2 separate regions of the Homo sapiens genome follow, and region 2 is linked to region 1. A link is an interaction called in ENCODE POLR2A ChIA-PET data of the cell type or tissue named here. Cell type or tissue: MCF 10A. All regions are shown on one strand. Links, peaks and the distances in the headings refer to the core of each region. The heading gives the core; the rest is flanking DNA. Region 1 has its middle 150 kb from the start of GALNT5. Region 2 overlaps GPD2 (glycerol-3-phosphate dehydrogenase 2).

Evidence for each region. Peaks named below come from ENCODE experiments on the same cell type or tissue, not always from the same donor. Only the 100,000 strongest peaks of a DNase experiment are listed, where the experiment ranks them.
Region 2: POLR2A ChIA-PET joins it to region 1 with 5 read pairs; 2 of 35 experiments call an interaction of 5 or more read pairs at or near these places.

The regions. Positions count from the first base shown.
Region 1 is chr2:157,102,621-157,113,850 of GRCh38, reverse strand. No RefSeq gene overlaps it. Among named protein-coding and RNA genes, the nearest start is that of GALNT5, 150 kb to the left of the region's middle. In MCF 10A, for the core only: no CTCF peak of the experiment used is centred there; a DNase peak (open chromatin) is centred at 5,780.
Region 2 is chr2:156,465,252-156,476,124 of GRCh38, reverse strand. It overlaps GPD2 (glycerol-3-phosphate dehydrogenase 2), which reads right to left. Exons shown (of 17, transcript NM_000408.5): 2 at 1-27. The coding sequence starts at 19. Among named protein-coding and RNA genes, the nearest start is that of GPD2, 34 kb to the right of the region's middle. In MCF 10A, for the core only: no CTCF peak of the experiment used is centred there; no DNase peak of the experiment used is centred there.

The DNA.
Region 1 (11,230 bases), core at 1,635-9,634:
TGATGAGATTGTTTTTTTCTTAGTTGATTTGTTTGAGTTCTTTGTAGTTTCTCTATATTATCCTTTGTCAGATGCATAGTTTGCAAATATTTTCTCCCATTCTGTGAGTTGTATGTTTGATGATTATTTCTCTTGCTGTTCAGACGCTTTTTAATTAGGTCTCATTTATTATTTTTTAAATTTTTGTTGCATTTGCTTTAGAGGTCTTAGTCATGAATTCTTTGCCTAAGCCAATGTCCAGAGAGTTTTTTCTAGGTCATCTCCTAGAAATTTTATGTTTTTGTCTATTAGATTTAAGTATTTGATCCCTCTTGAGTTGATTTTTTTACAAGGTGAGAGACAGGATCCAGTTTCGTTTTTCTACTTGTGGCTAGCCAGTTTTCCCAAAACCGTTTATTTAATAGGGTATCATTTCCCCAATTTATGTTTTTATATGCTTTGTCAAAGATCAGTTGGTTGTAATTATTTGGCTTTATACCTGAGTTCTCTATTCTGTTCTAGTCGATGCATCTCCTTTTTATATCAGTACCATGCTGTTTTGGTAACTATATCCTTGTAGTATAATTTGACATCTGGTAATGTAATGCCTCCAAATTTGTTCTTTCTGCTTAGGATTGCTTTGGCTATTTAGGCTCTTTTTTGGTTCCATATGCATTTTAGTATTTTTTTTAATTCTGTGAAAAATGGTATTGGTATTTTAATAGGAATCACATTGAATCTGTAGATTGCTTTGGGCAGTATCACAATATTGATTCTTCTAATCCATGAGCATGAGATGTGTTTCCATTTGTTTGTGTCATCTGTGATTTCTTTCAGCAGTTGTTTTCTAGTTCTCCTTGTAGAGATCTTTCACCTCTTTGGTTCAGTTTATTCCTAAGTGTTTTATTTGTTTAGCAGCTGTTATAAAATGAATTGGGTTCTTAATTTGATTCTCACCTTGGTGGTTGTTGGTATATAGCAATGCTACTGATTTATGTACATGAATTTTTTACCTGACACTTTACTGAATTCATTTATCAATCTCGGAGTCTTTTGGAGGAATCTTATCGTTTTCTAGATATATAATCCTATCATCAGCAAACAGCAATAGTTTAACTTCTACTTTTTCAATTCGGATGCTTTTTATTTTTTTCTCTTGCCTGATTGCTCTGGCTAAGACTTCCAGTACTATGTTGAATAGAAGTAGCAAAGTTGAGCATCCTTATCTTGTTCCAGTTCTCAGGGGGAGGGCTTTAATCTTTTCCCCACTCCATATGATATGGGCTGTGTGTTTGTTATACACAGCTTTTATTATTTTCAGTTAAGTCCCTTCTATGCCTAGTTTGCTTAGTGTTTTTATCATAAAAGGATGCTGAGTTTTATCAAATGCTTTTTCTGCATCTATTGAAATGATCATGTGGGTTTTATTATGAATTTTGCTTATGTGATGTATCGTATTTATTGACTTGTGTTGTTAAACCATCCTCATATTCCTGAAATGAAACTCATTTGATCATAGTGTACTACCTTTTTTATTTTATTTTATCTTGAGACAGGGTCTCATTCTGTCTCTCGGGCTGAAGTGCAATGGCATAATCTCAGTTCACTGCAATCTCTGTCTCCTGGGCTGAAGCAATTCTCCTGTGTCAGCCTCCTGAGTATCTGGGGTTACAGGATCACGTCACTGCACCTGGTTAATTTTTGTATTTTTTGTACTATCTTTTTGATGTGTTGTTAGATTCAGTTAGCATGTATTTTGTATGCATAGTTTCTGTATCTATGTTTTTCAGGGGTATTGGTCTGTAATTTTCTTCTTTGTTGTTATGTCCTTCCCTGGTTTTGGTATCAGGGTGATACTGGCTTCATAGAATGAGTTAGGGAAGATTCTCTCTTTCTCAATCTATTGGAATAGTTTCAGAAGGATTCGCACCAATTCTTCTTTGAATGTATAGTAGAATTCAGCTGTGAATCTATCTGGCCCTGGGCTTTTTTTGTTGGCAATTTTTTTTCATTACTGATTTCATCTTGCTGCTTGTTATTGGTTGGTTCAGGGTCTCTATTTCTTTCTAAGTTAATCTAGAAGGATTGTATGTTTCCAGATGTTTATCTGTTTCCTCTAGATTTTCCAGTTTGTATGCATAGAGGTGTTGACAGTAGTCTTAAATGATCTTTTGTATTTCTGTGGTGTCTGTTGTAATGTCTCCACTTTCATATCTGAGTTTATTTGAGTCTTCTCTCTTTTTTTCTTGGTTAAACTAGCTAAAGATCTATCAATTTTATCTTTTCAAACAACTAGCTTTTTATTTCATTGATCTTTTGTATTTTTTTATTTCAATTTCATTTAGTTTTTCTTTGATCCTTGTTATTTCTTTTCCTCTGCTAGCTTTGGGTTTAGTTTGTTCTTGTTTCTTGGGTTCTTTGAGGTGTGACATTAGGTTGTCAATATGTGATCCTTTAGAGTTTTTGATGTAGGCATTTAATGGTATAAACATTCTTCTTGGAACTGCTTTTGCTGTATCCCAGAGGTTTTGATAACTTGTGTCACTATTATTCATTTCAAGGAATTTATAAATTTCCATCTGTTTTCGTTGTTAACTCAAATATTACTCAGGAGCAGATTTTATAATTTCCATATATTTGTAGTTTTAAGGGTTCCTTTTGGAGTTGATTTCCAGTTTTATTCCTCTTTGGTCTGGGAAGATACTTGATATGACTTTGATGTACTTAAATGTATTGAAACTTGTTTTGTGGCCTATCATAAGGTCTATTTTTGAGAATGTTCTATGTGCTCAGGTAAAAAAATGTACCTTTTGAAGATCTTGAGTAGAATATTCTGTAAATATCTATTAGGTCCATTTGTTCTAGAGTATAGTTTAAGTCCATTGTTTCTTTGTTGACTTTCTTATTTGGTGATCTGCCTAGTGCTGTCAGTGGAGTGTTAAAGTCCCTAAGTATTATCGTGTGGGTATCTCTTTTCTTAGATCTAGTAGTAAATGTTTTATGAATCTGGGAACTTAAGTGTTAGGTGCATATAAATTGAGGATAGTAATATAATAGCTTCTTGTTGGATTGATTCTTTTTTATTTTTTTTTTTTGAGATGGAGTCTCGCTCCGTCACCCAGGCTGGAGTGCAGTGGTGCTTGGCTCTCTGCAACCTCCGCCTCCTGGGTTTAAGCAATTCTCCTGCCTCAGCCTCCTGAGTAGCTGGGATTACAGGCACACACAATCACGCCTGGCTAATGTTTGTAGTTTTAGTAGAGACAGAGTTTAACCATCTTGTTCAGGCTGGTCTTGAACTCCTGACCTCATGAACCGCCTGCCTCAGGCTCCCAAAGTGCTGGCATTACAGGTATAAGCCACCGTCCTGGCTGATTCGTTTATAATTATATAATCGTCTTCTTTGTCTTTTTAAATGTTTTTGCTTTAAAGTCCATTTTATCTGACATAAGAATAGATACTCTTTCTCACTTTTGGTTTTTATTGGTATGGAATATCTTCTTCCACCTCTTTACCTTGAGTATATATAAATTTTTGTGTCTTAGATGAGTCTCTTGTTTTGTGATTTTTAAATCCATTCTGCAAATCTATATATTTTAAGAGGAGCATTTAGGTCATTTACATTCAATGTTAACATTGACACGTGAGGTACTATTTCAGTCATCATGTTAAATGGTTACCTAGATACTTTGTTTTTTACATTGTGTTATTGTTTTATAGGCCCTGTGAGTTTTACAGGTTCAAGAGGTTCTATTCTGGTGTGTATTGACATTTTGTTTCAGAATATAGAACTCCTTACAGCATTTCTTATATTGCTGGTCTGGTAGTAATAAATTCTCTCAGCATTTGTTTATCTAAAAGTGACTTTATTTCTCTTTGATTTATAAAATTTAGTTTTACTGGATATGAAATTCTTGGCTGACAGGTATTCTGTTTAAGGGGGCCAAAGATAGGAATCCAATCCCTTCTGGCTACTAAGGTTTCTGGTGAGAAATCTGCTATTAGTCGTTACCTGGTTCTTTTGTCTCACTGCTCTCAGAATTCTTGTATTCACATTGACTTTAGAAAACCTGATGACTGTGTGCTTAGGTGAAGTCCTTTTTGTGATAAACTGTCCAGTTCTTTGAACTTCTTGTATTTGAATATCTAATTATCTAGCAAGGACAGGAAAGTTTTCCTCAATTATTCCATCAAGTAAGTTTTCCAAAATTCTTACTTTTTCTTCTCCCTCAGGAGCACCAGTTATTCTTAGGTTTGGCTGTTTTACATGATCCCATATTTCTTGGAGACTATTTATTTTGATTCTTTTTTCTTTATCTTGACTGATGGGGTTATTTCAATTTTGTCTGTGATCTCTGAAATTCTTTCTTCTGTTTCTTCTAGTCTATTGTTAAAACTTCCCACTGCATTTTGTAATTCTCTAAATGTGACTTTCATTTCTAGAATTTCTGATTGGTTTGCATTTAAAACCAATCTATCTCTTTAGAAAATTTTTCATTCATATCCTGAATTGTTTTTCAGATTTCTTTATTTTGGTTTTCATCATTCTCTGGTATCTCCTCAAGTAGCTTAACGATCAACCTTTTGAATTCTTTACCTGGTATTTCAAAGATTTCATCTTGGTTTAGATTTATTGCTAGAGATGTGATCTTTTTTGGTGGTGTTACAGAACCTTGTTTTGTCATATTACTAGAATTATTTTTCTGCTTCTTTCTCATTAGGGTAGACTATTCCTTCTAATTATTCTTGAATTTATTCTTTATTTGACTGTGGTTTTTTTAAACTTCTTTTTTCCCCCTTAGTGATGTGACTTTAATGTATATAGTTTATCGTAGCCTAATTCAGCTCTTCGTACTTTCAGGGGTGAAGATTCTGTACAAGTTCCTTGGTTATAGAGAAACTTTGTAGGATAGCTTTCTCAGATACTGGTTAAAATAGCAATGTGCTCAGTGTGTAGGCAAGTTCACTGTCTCCTATGGGGTTGGAATGGCAGAGGTCTCTTGAAGCTTACTTTGTTCCCCAATGGTGTATGCTTATTTATTTATTCATTGTTTTCCCAGTATTATTTAGTTAGTTTGAGAAGGAGTCTCACTCTGTCATACAGGCTGGAGTGCAGTGGCATGATCTCGGCTCACTGCAATCTCCACCTCCTGGTTTCAAGTGATTCTCCTGCCTCAGCTTCCCAAGTAGCTGGGATTCCAGGTGCATGTCACCATGCCCAGCTAATTTTTGTATTTTTAGTGGAGATGGGTTTTCACCACGTTGATCAGGCTGGTCTTGAACTCCTGACCTCAGGTGATCCGCCTTCCTCGGCCTCCCAAAGTGCTGGGATTACAGGTGTGAGCCACTGTGCCCGACCCCCAGTATTTTATTTACTGGGTTTGTTGAAGTTCCAGAGACCCATTCTACTGTGAATGCTGCTGCTCCTTGGGGTCTAGCAACCTAGTAAGTCTGCCACATTTCAGGCTGGTGCTAGGGAATATCTGTAAGTGATCCAGAGATGTACCTGTCCTCAAGTCTCCCAGCAGCAGGTATCAGCAATCCCTCTGATGGGGGTGACAGAGGAGTGATGTAGATTCTATGAGATTCCCTGATTATAAATAGTCTCAGTGCATTGGCTTTCTTAAATGCCAATTGCAGTGGTAATGCACTGGTCAGGTGTACAGACTCAGGACCTCCTGGTTAGCCAGGGTGGTGCAGGCAGTGGTGATAGCTGAGGTCATGTACAAGTTTTCTCATTCCTCGGTGCAGTGTTATTCCACCTGTAGATGCTGTAATGGATTATGTCATTTGGCCTCCAGCCAGGAAGTGGTGCTTACAAAAGACAGCCAGCTGCGGTAGTAGCAGTGGGATTTTTGCTTGCCTTATGTTACCCTGGGGAGGTCCTCTGGTTTCTCAGGCAATGGGTGGGGTCATAGGGCTCTAAAAAGTTTCTCTCCTTTGCATTAAACTACCAGGGCAGGTGGAGGGGAAAAGCCAGGTGGGGGCTGGGTCAGGCAGGTCTGCATTCTGGCTCTCCATGTGCAGGGCAAGCAGAGACCCTTGTTGGAGTAGGAGGGCAATTCTCTGGCCCCTGGGGTAATGTTCCAGGAAGGAGCATAGCTGCCTCTGCTGCACAGAAGAGTTTGCCCAGGGAGTGGGGAGTAGCAAGTGGCAGTAAGCCTCACCCAGCTCTCACACACTTGGCAAGGCAGGCCTCTCACCTACAGTGTTTGCTAGCAACAGTGAGCTAAATTCCAGGCAGTCTACACTCAGAACTCAAAACTGTCCCAGGCCACAAGCCTTCCCCAGGGAGAGAGGAACCCAGGCTTTCAGGCCACGCCTCTTCCTGTCCACTCACAAATCTAAGGTGCCCAGCTCTTCTGCCCATGGCTGTAACACACTTCTCACTCAACTCCTGGCTTTGGCCAAGGGAGTTCATCCCCATTTAATATTATATTGTGAAATTCAGTTGGGAGCTTCTTTCAGCCTGCAGCCACTGCCTGATTTAATTGGCAGGCTTTCATGAGGTCACCTGTGATCTAGAATCAGGAATGTCTTCCCTTGGTCTGTGCTGAAGACTGGGAATGCATACAAGGCTCTTCCCATTGCTGCTCCCACTTTTATATTCCCCACCATTCCCTACATTAGTTGCAGTGCTGGGTAGGGTTAATGTCTTCCCCTGTGAGTGGGATTGCCAGGTACCATGGTAGTGGTGTATATGCTGGAGGCAGTCTCTTGCCCTCTCACACTCTGTGGACTTACAGTTTTTTGCCTGGTTCACAGTGTAATCTATAACCCGCTGTTTCTTTCAAAGCATCTGTGGTTTCTTTTCATTTCCTGTTGAGTTCCTACATTTCTTCTTGGAAAAAAGTTCACAGTATGAATCTCTACTTACTATTTTGTCTTTCCAAGTGAGAGAGGCATGCTAACACTGCCTCCAATCTGCCACCTTGGAAAAGAGGTTTTTTGTTTGTTTGTTTTATTCCTTTCTTATGCTTGTGCCCCAAGGATGTAGTGGTATGTTTTTATTCCTTTCTTTTTATCTTTTGTGTATCTGTCACAGGTTTCTTTGAGATTATCATGAATCTTACATTAAAAGTCTTATAGCTGTCTATTTTAAGCTGCTAGCAACTTAACTTCAATCACATACAAAAACTCAGCACTTTGCTTCTCCCTATGCATATTTTGTTATTGATCTTACAATTTACCTTATTTTATAACGTGTTCCATTAACACATTATTGTAGGTGTATTTTCAATATTTTGTTTTTTAACTTTTATACTAGAGTTAAAAGTGATTTATGAACCACCATTAAAGTATTAGATTATTCTGAATTAGATAACATACATACCTTTACCAGTGAGTTTTATACTTTCGTATGTTTTCATGATGTTAGTTAGAATCCTTTCATTTCCGTTGGGCATGGTGGCTCAAGCCTGTAATCCCAGCACTTTGCGAGGCTGAGGTGGGTGGATCACGAGGTCAGGAGTTCAAGACCAGCCTGACCAACATGGTGAAACCCCATATCTACTAAAAATACAAAAATTAGCTGGGAATGATGGTGCACACCTGTAATCCCAGCTACTCAGGAGGCTGAGGCAGGAGAATTGCTTGGACCCAGGAGATGGAGGTTGCAGCGAGCCAGATTGCACCACTGCACCACTCCAGCCTGGACAACAGAGCAAGATTCCATCTCAAAAAAATAAAAAAGAAAAAAAAAGAATCCTTTAATTTCAAGTTAGAGAACTCCTTTTAGAATTTCTTGTATGATAGGCCTAGTGGTGATAATCTTCCTCAGCTTTTGTGTGCCCAAGAAAGTCTTCATCTCTCCTTCATTTCTGAGGCACAGCTTTGCCAGGTATAGTATTCTTAATTGGCATTTTTTCTTTTAGTATAGTACTTTGACTTTAGTGTCACACTGTCTCGCATCCTATAAGGTTTCAACTGAGAAATACACCAACAGTCTCATTGCAGTTACCTTGTATGTTATGAGTTGCTTTTCTCTTGCTGCTTTCAAAATTTTCTCTGTCCTTGACCTTGACAATTTTATCATAATGTATCTCAATGAAGGCTTCTTTGTGTTTAACCTATTTGAGGTTCTTTCGGCTTTATGAATCTGGATGTTTGTTTTCCTTTCCAGATTTAGTAAATTTTCTGTCATTATTTTTTAAAGTAAGTTTTCTGTTGCCCCTGTCTTTTTTTCTTTACTCCTTCTTGAACTTCCACAATACTTATTTTGGTTCACTAGATGCTGTCCCATAAATCAGGTAGGCTTTATTTTCTGTTTTTAATTCTTATTTCTTTTTGTTCCTCTGATTGCGTAATTTAATATACTCTATTTTAGAGTTCTGTGATTTTTCATTTTGCTTTGAGTCTGCTGTTGAAGATCTCTATTGAATTTTTCAGTTTAGACATTATGTTAGTCAGCTCCATAGTTTCTTTGTGTTTTTAAATAGATTCTATTTCTGTTGAACTTTTCATTTTGTTCTTTTCCTGGTTTTGTTTAGTTTTCTATCTGTGTTCTAGCTCAATGAAATTCTTTAAGATAATTGTTTTGAACTCTTTGTCAATCAGTTCATAAACTTCCATTTCTTTAATTTCAGCCACAGCAGCTTTATTTTGTTCCTTGGTGGTGTCTTAATTCCATTATTCTTCTTGTTCCTTGAAATCGTACATTGTTGTCTTCACATTTAAAGAAGTCACTTCCTCCCATCTTTTCTGATTAGCTTCAGGAGAGAAAGACCTTCACCAGTAAACCTGGCTAGGGATTCTGGGGATCTCTCAGATTTTTTCTATGGATGCACCTGCTCCATTCCTCTTGTTCCCTCTTAGGGGTAATTCTTAAGATTTTGTGCCTTCTCTCAATTCTGAAAAGACAAGCCTGGTGCCGAGAAACTCCTTTTATTTTTTCTATGGTCCTGATGTGTTTGAGGTTGAGCATCGTCACCTAATCCAACAGCCAAGCCAGCTACTGAGCTCTGCATCTGCTGTTGAGATATGCATGCTGTCTGTGGAGGCTCACATGTACTGTGTGGGATACCATGCATGGGTAAGCATGGGCTGTTGGCTGTGGGGATGATGGTATGAGAGGTCCTAGGAGAATGCATTGACTTGTTAGGTGAGTCTTCAAGTTTTACAATAGGCCTTTTGATGGAGTCTGTAAGCTGGTTATCAGGATCTGTTGGTAGCTGTTGAAAGATACCCATATCCTCCTGGAAAAAAGAAGAAGAAAAATTACATACCTGGGAATTTGGTTTTTTTCTCACTTGGTATAAATTCAGACATTTTTAATTACCCAGAGAGGGTTTCTCACACATACACTGTTCTTATAGATAGTAAAAAAGCCTCTACATGGTAGATATAAATCATATCTCTTAGAGGAAGTGGAGTTTCAGCCAGAAATCAGGTCTTTGGTGGGCCCGGGAAGCTTCCCATGCCACATTTGTAATCATTTGAAAATAAGCTAAGTCTAGTTCAGAATGAAAACATATTTTAGGTCAATGTCAAAGCAACAAATTAGCTCCAGTGTCCACCTGTGCATTGTACCATAAAACCAAAGTCAGTTACCAGAAGTTTTTTCTGTAGCTGCTACTAGGAGATAATGGTGACTAGGCCTTGAATGGGAGCATGTTTGGGAGAGAGTTGCAGTCTCCAAGAGCAAATTTTGAAAATCTTGGCACAATGACTACAGTGAAAATTTTTGCAGAAATTTCTCAAAGAGGGACTATAGTCCTCCCTTACTAAGGTTAGAAAAATACATAAAAAAGAAAAAGAAACCTAAACTTGAAAGAAACAGGATACAGGAATTAAACAGCTGCAGACACAGCCACTGTCTATGCTCCCAGAAGGATAATTGGTTGATTATTAGTTCTTTACCTTACCTCTTCTTGCTGAGTATAAGATTCTTCTCTGGAAATCAGGAAACCTAGGTAGGTGATCAACTGAATCACTTCAAACTATGAAAAACTTACGTTCACTATACAATGAACTAACAGGCTCCAGATTTACCATTCCACCAGAAACAACTAAAAACTCAAACAGCACATATTTTTTAATTATTTGCAAGATATTTGACATTAGACAACATGGAAAGTGATTTATATGAGATGGGAAGCAAAGAAAGTTAGTACTGTCACCTTCCACCTATTAGTTGTGAGAGAGTTTCTAGGGTAGTGCATAAAGGAGAAACCAGGTAGAACCCAGTAGACTCCCTGAGTTGAAGAGTCTGGGGAAGCCAATGCATCTAGAGTTCACAGGGCAGACTACTAGAGATGCACAGACACAAAACTCTAGGGATATTCAGAGGATTGCCTTCAAACATTGATCAGAGTATTGATCAGTGTGCTCATGTGAAGAAATTATCCAATATTAGAGAAAGAATGACTCTACTAGAAGGAACGCCTCACACAGGGCTATGAATATTGCCTGTTCAACCAGTGTCATATTGGAAAACCTTATAATTTATGGAGTATTAAGTAGAGTACTCAGGTGAGTCTCATTTTAGTAGTAGGCAATAATAAGCCCCAGATGATTAGATTATGCCAAACACATCTTTAAAAGCAAGACCTAAAAATATGACTTATAATGAGGCTGAAAACCAACAAAAAATAAACTTGGAATCGATGAATGTGGTTGAAGTAGCAAACGATGACAGGAAAATAGTTATTATAACCATATTTCATATGTTTAAAAAATCTAGAGGAAATATTTAATATGTTAAATAGAAACATAGAAGTTATATAAAAAGAATACCCATATTGGACTTTAGAGATGAAAGGCAGATTAGACATTGCAGGAGAAGAGATTGGCTGACTTGAATATAGATCATTAAAAAAAAATTGAAATGGAACACACAGAAAAAAACACAAAAATGTATATAGATTGTAAGTAAATAGTTGGGAGTCAACTTCAATAGTAAATATTTAATTGGAGTCCCTAGAAAAAGACTGAAGAGAGAACATAATAGAAGAACAATTGAGAAATAATGACTGAAATTTTTTCTAAATTTAATAAAAATATAAACCTATATAGATCCAAAAAGGTGAATAAATCCCATGTTCAAGAAACATGAAGAAAACTACACCAAGGTAAGAGAGTAGTGGTTCTCCCAGCACCGAGTTTGAGATCTGAGAACGGACAGACTGCCTCCTTAAGTGGGTCCCTGACCTCCGAGTAGCCTAATTGGAAGGCACCTCCCAGTAGGGGCCTACTGACACCTCATACAGCTGGGTACCCCTCTGAGATGAAGCTTCCAGAGGAAGGATCAGGCAGC
Region 2 (10,873 bases), core at 1-8,000, 640 kb after region 1:
CTGCCTTTTGAAATGCCATTTCTTAGCCTACAAAGAAAAATAAGAAACAAAAAGAAGTTAATTGGGATAGTTATCGCATAACCATCCCAATAATAAGACACTGTGTAGATTATGAAACCATGTTAAACTAGAAAAGAAAACATAAAATAAGGAAATTACTAACAAACCAATGTGTATACTGCAACTCAAAATAAATAGCCAAAAAATTCTAGACAAGGGAATTGATCACATAAAAGTTACTTTCTGGTTCGACAGGAATTAAAGAAAGAAAAGCAAATTAAGAGATAACTGAGGATATTTAAACAGTATAAAGTCAAAAGAACTGTGAAAAGAAATGTCATTGGGTATTTAACAAAACTGCATGCTATACTTGTAAATTTGCTCAACACCTAATCCTCTCCTCAAGGAGAACCAGCAGAAAGAAGTCTTGGGTCACTCAACAAGACAATAAACATCAGCTTGCTTCAGGTTCTTTGGCAAGTGTTTAATTCAAATTGTGGTAAGACTCCCTTCCCAAGTTTTTCCCTTTCTAATGAAGTTTTCACTACAGCCAAAAGCCAGCAGTGTTATATTTCTATTATTGAAAGAGTCGGCTGGGCGTGGTGGCTCACACTTGTAATCCCAGCACTTTGGGAGGCCGTGGTGGTGGATGCCTGTGATCCCAGCTACTCGGGAGGCTGAGGCAGGAGAATCGCCTGAACCCAGGAGGCAGAGGTTGCAGTGAGCCGAGATCATGCCACTGCACTCCAACCTGGGTGACAGAGCTAGACTCCGTCTCAAAAAAAAAGAGTATACTTTACAGATAAGAAGTCAGAGGTATTATGCCTTAAGACTTTCACAAACTGACCAATTTAACCTGCTGTAATTCCTTTCATTAGGGGAACTTAACAGAAAAAGTTTTCTTCTAGCCAGAGTTGCATGACACCAAAATTTTAAGAGAAAACCCTCCAGATCAAGCACTCACTGTATATTTGTGCTCTCTGTATTTATATTTTTTTCTTTCTCTCTTTTTGTAGAGACTGAGTCTGGCTCTGTCACCCAGGCCAGAGTGCAGTGGCTCAATCATAGCAAACTATAAAATCAAACTCCTGGGCAAGTGATTCTCCCAAGTAGCTGATACTACCAAGTGCATGCCGCCATGCATGGCTATTTTTTTTTCTTTCTTTCTTCTTCTTTTTTTTTTTTCTGTAGAGACAAGGTCTTGCTATGTTGCCCAAACTGGACTCAAGCAATCTCCTACCTTGGCTTCCCAAAGTGCTAGGATTACAAACATGAGCCACCCCACACTCTGCTCCACTGAATATTTCTCAAGTTCTGCATTGTCTTAGCTCTTAACTTTCTTTCCTCTCACTTGTTTTCCACTACTGGACTGATAATGGAATTTTCTAAAGTTTTGATGAGGACTTAAAAATTATTCTTTAACTCTTTCAGAAACTAAGAAGATTGCATAAAAATGAAAATTCCATCAAAAATCCTTTTGTCCGCTTTTACTGTTAAACGTAAAAAGATAATCCTGTGTGATCAACTAAAAAAAATTCTAGAGTTGAGTAATTTGACCTGCCTAAGACTTTACATTCACAAAAGCAGGGAAACAGGGAAGCCACTACCCTATTTCCTTGTAGGGGTGGAGCACTGGCCTGTCTGGACAACACACGTTACATTCTACTGATAGCTCACAACTCAAGAAAACAATTTATTATGAAGGTAGTTTTAACTTAGGATACTAAAAAAACAGTATCTCAACATAAATTATGATACGGTTAAATATTTGGGTCCATACTGAATAAACTGTATCTATTATCATACTATCCTAAATAAAGAATTGCAATATAGTTGATAACTATGATCCTATAGAAAACTCATTTTAGGATACTATAAATTATATACTGATATGTGGTGGCATTTTTAAAATTTTTTTCTTCTGATCTCATTCTTCCTGACAAACTCCTAAATTCTAAACTTTATCTTTTTAATTAAGATTCTTCCCAGGATTAGAGCCCAGGAGTTTGAGCTTGTAGTGAGCTGCAATTGTGCCACTGCACTCCAGCCTGGGAGACAGAACAAGACTCTGTCTCTAAAAAAAATTTTAATGATTCTTACTAGGAAAATATTTCACAAGCATATGTACTCTGCTGCTGGAGGTCTCTTCTTTACTGTCCCTTTGCTATATCAACCATCTTCTCTTTCCCAAATTATGCAGGAAAGTTGGTGTATGCTGGCTAGGGGCCACCATTCATCATTCAGTCAACCCTAGGCAAAACCTTATATCCTAGGTTGCTGGGATAGTAAAAACCCTAACTTAGCAGGTACCCATTTGTCATAGCTCACTATCACCAATCAATGTACTGTTGTAAACATTCACATGGGTGCCTATCACACAACAATGTAAGCCCTAGCAGCCAAGAGATAGCATGCTATCTCAAGGCTAACTGGGTTCCTCTGACAACTGGAGACAGAGAATAAAGTCCTAGTTCTATTTACTATTTACCTTAAACAACGCACATGCCTGACTCATAGCAGTGTGGTGGTCCCTAGGATATGAGTGTTGTGACTGATTGACTTATCATTGCTTCTGTCTTGTTGATAATGTCATTGTTGACCTCACAAAGGATACCACACATCAACATGGCCAACTCAGGGAAGTTATATACAACACAGTCAATGAAAATGTTTCATTCTCAGAGGTGTTCATTCAGCCAGTTAAGTTTGAAGCTAGTATTTCCAAATGTGTGGGTCCCTATGTTCCCTGCCTACCTGATAGTATTGTTTTAATTTGATTTGTCAGAGACCAAAACTTGCAAAGGAAGATATTTTCATGCATTTTCCCAATGAGCCACTAATACTATCAAAAAACTACATTCTCATGTCATCTTGCAGAGTTAGCAATAATATCAACTATAATCAATAAAGAGTTTTCCTTTTTCCATAATTTAAAAAAATAATGTATGCTTGAGGGCTCATTATTTCTACTGTGATCAAATCCTTCTGTACGGTCATCTGGCTAGCTCAAAGTCAAAGGCAAGAATCAGCCAGTTTCATTTGACTTTCCTAAGATTATCATTATGAGTGTTGTTATTGTTATGAATGTTACAATAATAATCACCACCATTTATTATTTACTAGGTAACAGGTACTGTGCTTTTAATTCTTTATACACATCAGCTCATTTCACCCTCACAACATCTAATTTCATAAAAGGGGCAGTGGTAGCTCAGAGGAAATGGGGGATTTCCCCAAAGTCACTGCCTACTAAGTGAGAAAACAAGACTGAGTTTATGTTCTTGAGCCCTGGTGGTTCTGTCCTGCCTTTGGTCTCAAAAGGCAACTTCTCCCCAAAAGCTATACCATATTTTGTTGTCACTCCCAAAAGAAGGCCCTATTCTCAAAGTCACCCAAATGTTCAGTCCCTTGGCATTTGGGTTAATCTCCAAGGCAATGAAGAAGTCTCTAGCAAAGTATCTACTAGTAATCTTCTGCCAGGTAATGTAAGACCTTTGTTTTAGGGCCGGGCACGGTGGCTCACATCTGTAATCCCAGCACTTTGGGAGGCTGAGGTGGGTAGATCATTTGAGGTCAGGAGTTCAAGACCAGCCTGGCCAACATGCTGAAACCTTGTCTCTACTAAAAATACAAAAATTAGCCAGGCAGTAGTGGCATGCGCCTGTAATCCCAGCTACTCGGGAGCCTGAGGCAAGAGAATCCCTTGAGCCTCGGAGGCGGAGACTGCAGTGAGCCGAGACTGCGCCACTGCACTCCAGTCTGGGTGACAGAGTAAGACCCTGTCTCAAAAAATAAAAAATTTAAAAAAGAACTTTGTTTTAATGCTGAAAGAATGAAATTTAGAACTATATAAACCAAATGCTGTGGACAACATGTACCCATTTACCATTGTAAGGAGAAACGTTTTCACAATGATTACAAACAAAAAAAAAAGATTATTTCCTTCTAAGTAACAGCTTTACTAGAAAACTAGCAAAGAAGGGGACCAAAAATATACACAAATCTTTACTAACTTCTGCAATAAATGTTCAAGGAAACCAGAGGTGAAAAAATTTTAAAAAATAGAATTAGCTTATTTATCATAGCTTCAAATCCATGTTTTATAGCCTTTTAATTAAATCACATATATGCTTACTCAGGACCAGCTGCTGCATTGACATAGACCAGAGCTAGCTCTAATTCTTGCAAGGAGAACACCAGCTCAGTTGGCAAAACCTAAACAAATGGTGCTCAACTAAATATATCTGTGAGTTTATCAACTAACTGCCCACAAGCAATTAATCTATCTGTAGGATTAAATATCAAAGTGTGTCTTGTAACTCTGCACTCTGTCTTATAACTAGTTGTGCTATACTGAGTGTTATAGTCTGATAGAAAAAAAAAGCAAGGTGCTATATCATTTTAATGTTGCAAGAAATTGACTCTGACTAAAAGAATTAAAGAAGGCTTCAGTGAAGACAGGATTTTGGAGAAGGGTCTTGAAGGGGAAAAAATTTGGAGGGGAGTGAGTAGGGAACGTTATAGAGAAAGACAATTGGTGGAGAAAGGGGAGCATCATGGTACGTTCTAGGCATACAAATAGTTATCTCGTTTGGCTGGAGATGATGTACAGCTAGAAATGGTGTTTAAAAAGAAGTCCAGAGGGAAGAGAGAGGAAGACTGTGTACACGTGAAGTAAAATATTTCTATGATATCCTGTTGGCAACGGGGAGTAGAGGCTGTAGATTAAGGAAGTAAGATGTTTTGTCTAACGTTCTGTAAAGACTGTTCAAGTAGATTTTTAGTGTTGAAGCTTACGAAGACAGAGAGACCAATTAGAGGGCAATGAAATAGATCCCATGTGAGAGAAGAGCCTGGTTTAAGGCAACATTAAAGAGTGCAAATCTAGAGACTGATGTTTTGCACAACTGTCTAAGGACAGCACTCAATTAGACAGCATGACAAGACCTGACAACCGATTACAGGAGGCAGCAGGAAGAGACTGAACACAATAAGTGGTTTTAGTTTGGGCAGCTGGAAAATGACCCCAAGATTTCAATATTAAGATCTAGAAAGAGAAGCAGGTTTAAGGAAGAAGAGAAGCTCAGCTTGCAACTAAGAAAATTTGAGATCTTGACGGAACATCTACTCAGAAAACAGCACAGATGAATATTTGGGTCTAAAACTCCCAAGAGTAATAGGTACTTGGGAAAATTTTGCCTAGAACTGACAGATGTAATTGCTACACAACAAAATGTACTTACTGCTAGCAAACAAAAACTAAATTTGCCACTTCTCAAAGTTTGCTGACCTTTGTTTGTACCTGACTGCTGCAACTTATCTGGCTCAGATGAATTCTTAGATGTCCTTGTAGGGCTCCCATTATAGACAGTGACTTTTAACAAAGAACAACTCCTCACATCCTATTTCATGTAAGTCCCTGAGTGCATCCACCACTTCTACCTCCTCCCATTCATAGGCAAGGCAACTATGCACAAGCAAATTTATTCCAGAACCAGATCGCACTTCCTGGCCTCTGAAATCTCTTTAAAAAGTACTCACTCTCCTACTCATCTCCCTGTCTTCTCTCTTCCAGAAGCCTTACTTATCAAAATACAAATTTAGCATAAGTAAGAATCATGCAAATGGGCTGGACCAGTGGCTTATACCTGTAATCCCAGCAATTTGGGAGGCCAAGGCAGGAGGATTCTTTGATATCAGGAGTTCAAGACCAGCTTGGGCAACAAAGCAAGACTCCATCTCTATTAAAGAAAATTTAAAAATTAGCTGGGCATGGTGGCGCACACCTCTAGTTTCAGCTATTCAAGAGGCCAAAGTGGGAGGAATCATGTGTGCCCAGGAGGTCAAGGCTTCAATGAGCCATGATCATACCACTGCACTCCAGCCTGGGCGACAGAGCAAAACCCTGTCTTAAAAAAAAAAGAAAAAGAAAAAGAAAAAGATTCCATGCAAATACATTTGTCACTCCTCTGTGGAATAAGCCCTGGGTCCCTTTGTCAGAGGCGTGTGAACCAGAGGAACTCCATCTTGAATAGGAGCTGGGTAAAATAAGCCACCCCTTGTTTAGCATATAATCAAGAAATAACCATAAAAATGGGCAACCAGCAGCCCTGTGTGTATGGAGTAGTCATTCTTTTATTCCTTCACTTTCACTTTATGGACTCACCCTTAACTCTTGTGTGAGATCCAAGAACCCTCTCTAGGCATCTGGATGGGGACCCCCTTCCTGTAACACCTTCATGTTTACAAAAACTCTCCTATCTTTCTGGTTTCTTATATAGAAACCTCAATTACCTTTCTAATCCCCATGCTCTCCATTAGTTTAGAACTTCTCAGGGTTTTGATTCTTATGCCAGCATAGAAGTAAGCATATTTCTCTCCATCCCTTACAAGCATGACCAATGGAGGGGCGGAGAGTACAGCTCAAAGATCAATTACAGAAGAGTAATTTCAACGACCAGCCTTGCTGTCCTCGGGGCATGCATTCTCCAGCAAGACATAAAGGCATCCCATATTGCACTCCCATGTTTATTGCAGCACTAGTCACAGTAGCCAAGATTTTCAATCAACCTAAGTGTCCATCAACAGACAAATGGATAACAAAAATGTGGTACATATACACAATGAAGTAGTATTCAGCCATAAAAAAGAATGAGATCAGGCCGGGCACAGTGGCTCACACCTGTAATCCTAGCACTTTGGGATGCCAAGGTGGGCAGATCACTTGAGTTCCGAAGTTCGAAACCAGCCTGGCCAACATGGTGAAACTCCGTCTCTACTAAAAATACAAAAAAATTAGCCAGGCGTGGTGGTGGGTGCCTGTAATCCCAGATACTCAGGAGGCTGAGACAGGAGGAAAATCACGTGAACCTGGGAGGTGGAGGTTGCAGTGAGCTGAGATCACGCCACTGCACTCCAGCCTGGGCGACAGAGCGAGAGACTCCGTCTCAAAAAAGAAAAGAATGAGATCATTTCATTTGCAACAACACGGGTAAAACTGGAGGACATCATGTTAAGTGAAATAAATAAGGCACAGAAGGACAAATTTTGCATATTCTCACTCATTTGTGGGAGCTAAAAATAAAAACAAATGAACTCATGGAGACAGAGAGTCAGAGAGTAGAGGATGGCTACCAAAGGTTGGAGATGGTAGTGAGGTTGGGGTGGGGATGGTTAATGAGTATAAAAACATAGTTAGAATGAATAAGATCTGGAAGTTGATAGAACAGGGTGACTGCAGTCAACAATAACTTACTGTACATTTAAAAATAACTAAGAGAATGTTCGTAACACAAAGAAATAAATGCTTAAGGTAATGGATACCCATTTACCCTGATATTACTGTTACTCATTGCATGCCTGTAGCAAATTATCTCATGTACCCAAAAATATGTATACATACTATGTACCCAGAAAAATTAAAAAGAAAAAAGAAATTAAAAATAAATAAAAGCGATCCATGCTCTTCCAATCACCTACACTGAGAAATCCAGATGTACAAGGCATTTCAAACATTAAATAAAAACCCCAAGATGTAACCTAGAGGTAGCCCTTTAATCACTAAGCCCTTTACCTAAGCCTTTTGTGGTCCAAAGGTAGCAAATGCTCCTTACACTTCATCTGTGCAGCCACCTGCTCCTGTAGCTGTGCATGCAAAACCCACTCCTTCAACTATTTTGAGTCGTGTCACACTGTCACACCCATGGAAGGCACAACTCAGAGGGCCAGGCCTCACACTCGCATACAAATCCAGTGACTTATTGAAGAAAAGTGCATGAGTCTTACAAAATAAGCATATAGAACCTCATCAGAGAAGGTCCTAGCAAACGGGTCTGTAATCATGGATAGCTTGACAGCAAGTCCACAGTAAAACAGAAGAAGGAGTGAGCTCAAAAGCCTCTTCCCTCCCAGCAGCACCCTTTTAACTATAAAAGTCAAGATCACTGGGTGGCTTGAACTAGATGTGTTTTAGCAAGCAAACCTTTTATTATTCCAATTAATGTGATAACAAATGTTTTGTACAATTCCCTTGAAGGAGGTATCTCATAGTTCAGACACACCAAACATATGCTGATACAGTGCTTACTCAGACAAGTAACAATCAAAGCATACCATGTACTACTCTTTCCCCAAGTTTTACTTTACTGTGGGGATCATGATTAGTACTCTGCCTGCAAACGCATTCCCCCCAGCCAAGCAGAGAAGGACTTACACACCTGTATCTTACACATGTGATTCCTACAGAAACACACAGAGAGCCCTCAAGTGTACTTTTTGAAAGCTATCAGACCTAAATGAACAAAACAGTCAAACAGAAGAGGCACATTAGCCTGTTCTCTGGAAACAGAGAGGAGGTCTATTCTGTAAACTGAAGGTGAATTCTCCTCTTTTGTTGTTGTTGCTTTTAAAAAGGATTTAGGCCAAGACTGGACAGGAAATTGACCCAAGGGTTCTTCACAAAAGACAATCCCTATGGAAAGAAGTGAATGTATCAAGTCCTAAGAAAACAGAAGACACTTTTATCCTTCCGTCACCTTCTTTAGCCTTTTCTCTATTATATCAAAAGCAAAAACACACAAACACAACAATAACAACCTATAGTTGTAAAGAATATATACACTGAACAGGATATCAAACAACAAACAAAAAGGCTTTTCCGAAGTCACTGAGAAAAGCATTATCCTGATAACGCAAGATAAATCAAAAAACCAAGTAAAAGTCAACAGAAATGTGTGAAACATAATCCTCAGGTTCTAAATACACAAATTTTTGGACTGTGGTGGAAGAAGCTAAAGCAACACACTCACACATTGCTGGGAAGGCATCCAGACTCTAGCTTTGTCCCTGACTTCCACACCCTATCAAAAGGCCAGCCTGCTTCCAAGAAGGGCAGGTTCTTTCACTTCCAATCCATTTATTTCCCCAGGCAATTACTGCCAGAAGGGCCCACCCCAGCCCAAGAGAAAGTAAACAATTTTAGCAGAGGAAGAGTATTTCCATAAAGAAGAATGAGAAAAAAAAAAAATCATGAAACAAAGAGAAAGCGAAAGAAAATAAACACTATATTTATATCAATTCACATAGTGTAAAGCTAGAAAATTCTGAGTCTCCCTGGGTCACCTTTATGTCAATTATATCATTTTAGAAGCAAACCAACAGTGAGAACGAGGTTGGCCCAGGACCACTTCTCAGCCTCAAAGGAGGGCAGGAGCCTGGAAGCTTGACAGGAGAAGCTGGCTAAGAAACGAGTTGAGCTAGTTTCAGGGGCAGAGTTCAAAAAATGCAAGTAAAAGGTACAAAAGAAGGAGAAAATAAGGTCAATAACTATTTTAAGTGAGCCAGTTAAAAGTCTCTGTTTATAAAAAATTTGTTGCAAACATTATTACATGGGATTTCTGATGTGTGATGGGGGGTTAAGTTTAATAATGTCATAACTGTTAATCGAGCATTTATTTCACAAAGTCCTCTAAAACAAAAAATGCATTGAAAGGGAGGGAGCCTTAGAGGAACACAAGGATACACGTTTGCACTCTAGTAGTGATGCATTATTTAAGACCCGATTTTTTACAAAATATATGCCATTTCCAAGGCAATTGCCATATAACATACTTATGCTTTCTACCATTTCTAAAATACACACTGGAACTATAGTCACAAATTTGACCCTTTTTCTTTATTTCATGAGGTTCACTATAGAATTATAAGAAATCAATGAAGCTCATTATATTCATTAAATGCAAATAACCACAGCTTAATTCATAATAGAATAGTTTCTATTATGTTTGCTTTCCATACAATTGCTATAAAAGTCATAAAGAACTATAGTTAGTGCACGCAAGTGAATTTGTATTCCATTTTAAATTCATTTTAAAAGCAAAGTTAATATATACTCTGTATCACTCCAGATATATTCACGGATTTGTGTTTAAAGTCGTACAATCCTATCTTTAATATTCCATTAAAATCTATCTCTGCCTTCTTTGCTTACCATATACATAATTGAGGGTAACCCTGAGAGCCCCAAAATAAAATGTCCCTCCCAAGTGAAAACTTGAAGCATTCCTTCACAAAAATGCCAACCCCTTGTAAAAACACAAGTCAGGTTAAGGAGCTGAGTAGATAACATGCCTAGTACAGAATTAAACAAACTTGCATTTATATCAACTAACAAGAAATGGTTGACTTAGCATGAAAAGGAGATAGCACAACAGGGAGAAAAACTTTAAATCTGCCTTGAGGAGGCAGGAATGTTATCAATGAAACACATTCATTGATAACATTCAAAAGAAGTTCATTAGTCAAACAGACCATACTAGTCCTGTGCTTCTTTCAGTCTTTCCGCCCCTTTACTAACCCTTTATTGGGTTAAGATAATGTTTGACATTCCTTTGGCAGCATAAACGCTCTTTTTACATTTTACATGCTGTTACAGAATCTACTTCAGTAATCAAAACAAGAAAAAGGCCTGGAGTGGTGGGTGGCTAACATCTATAATCCCAGACTCAGAGAAACCCAGGCAGGAGGACCCCTTGAGGCCAGGAGTTCAAGACCAACCTGGGAAGCGAGACCCTGTCTCTACAGAAAAAATCTTTTTAATTAGCTGGGCATGATGGCACATGCCTGTAGTACCAGTTACTCAGGAGACTGAAGTGGGAGGATTGTTTGAACCCAGGAATTCAAGGCTGCAGTGAGCTATGAGGGCACCACTGCACTCCAGCACAGGTGATAGAATGAGATCCTGTCTCAAAAAAAAAAAAAAAAAAGAAAGAAAGAAAGAAAGAAAAGAAAAGAAAAAGTCCTTTACCTTGCTATAAAATAAGCTGCAAATCAAAGAGTTTTAAATGTCTGTCTTAAGATTAAAACATATCAAGCC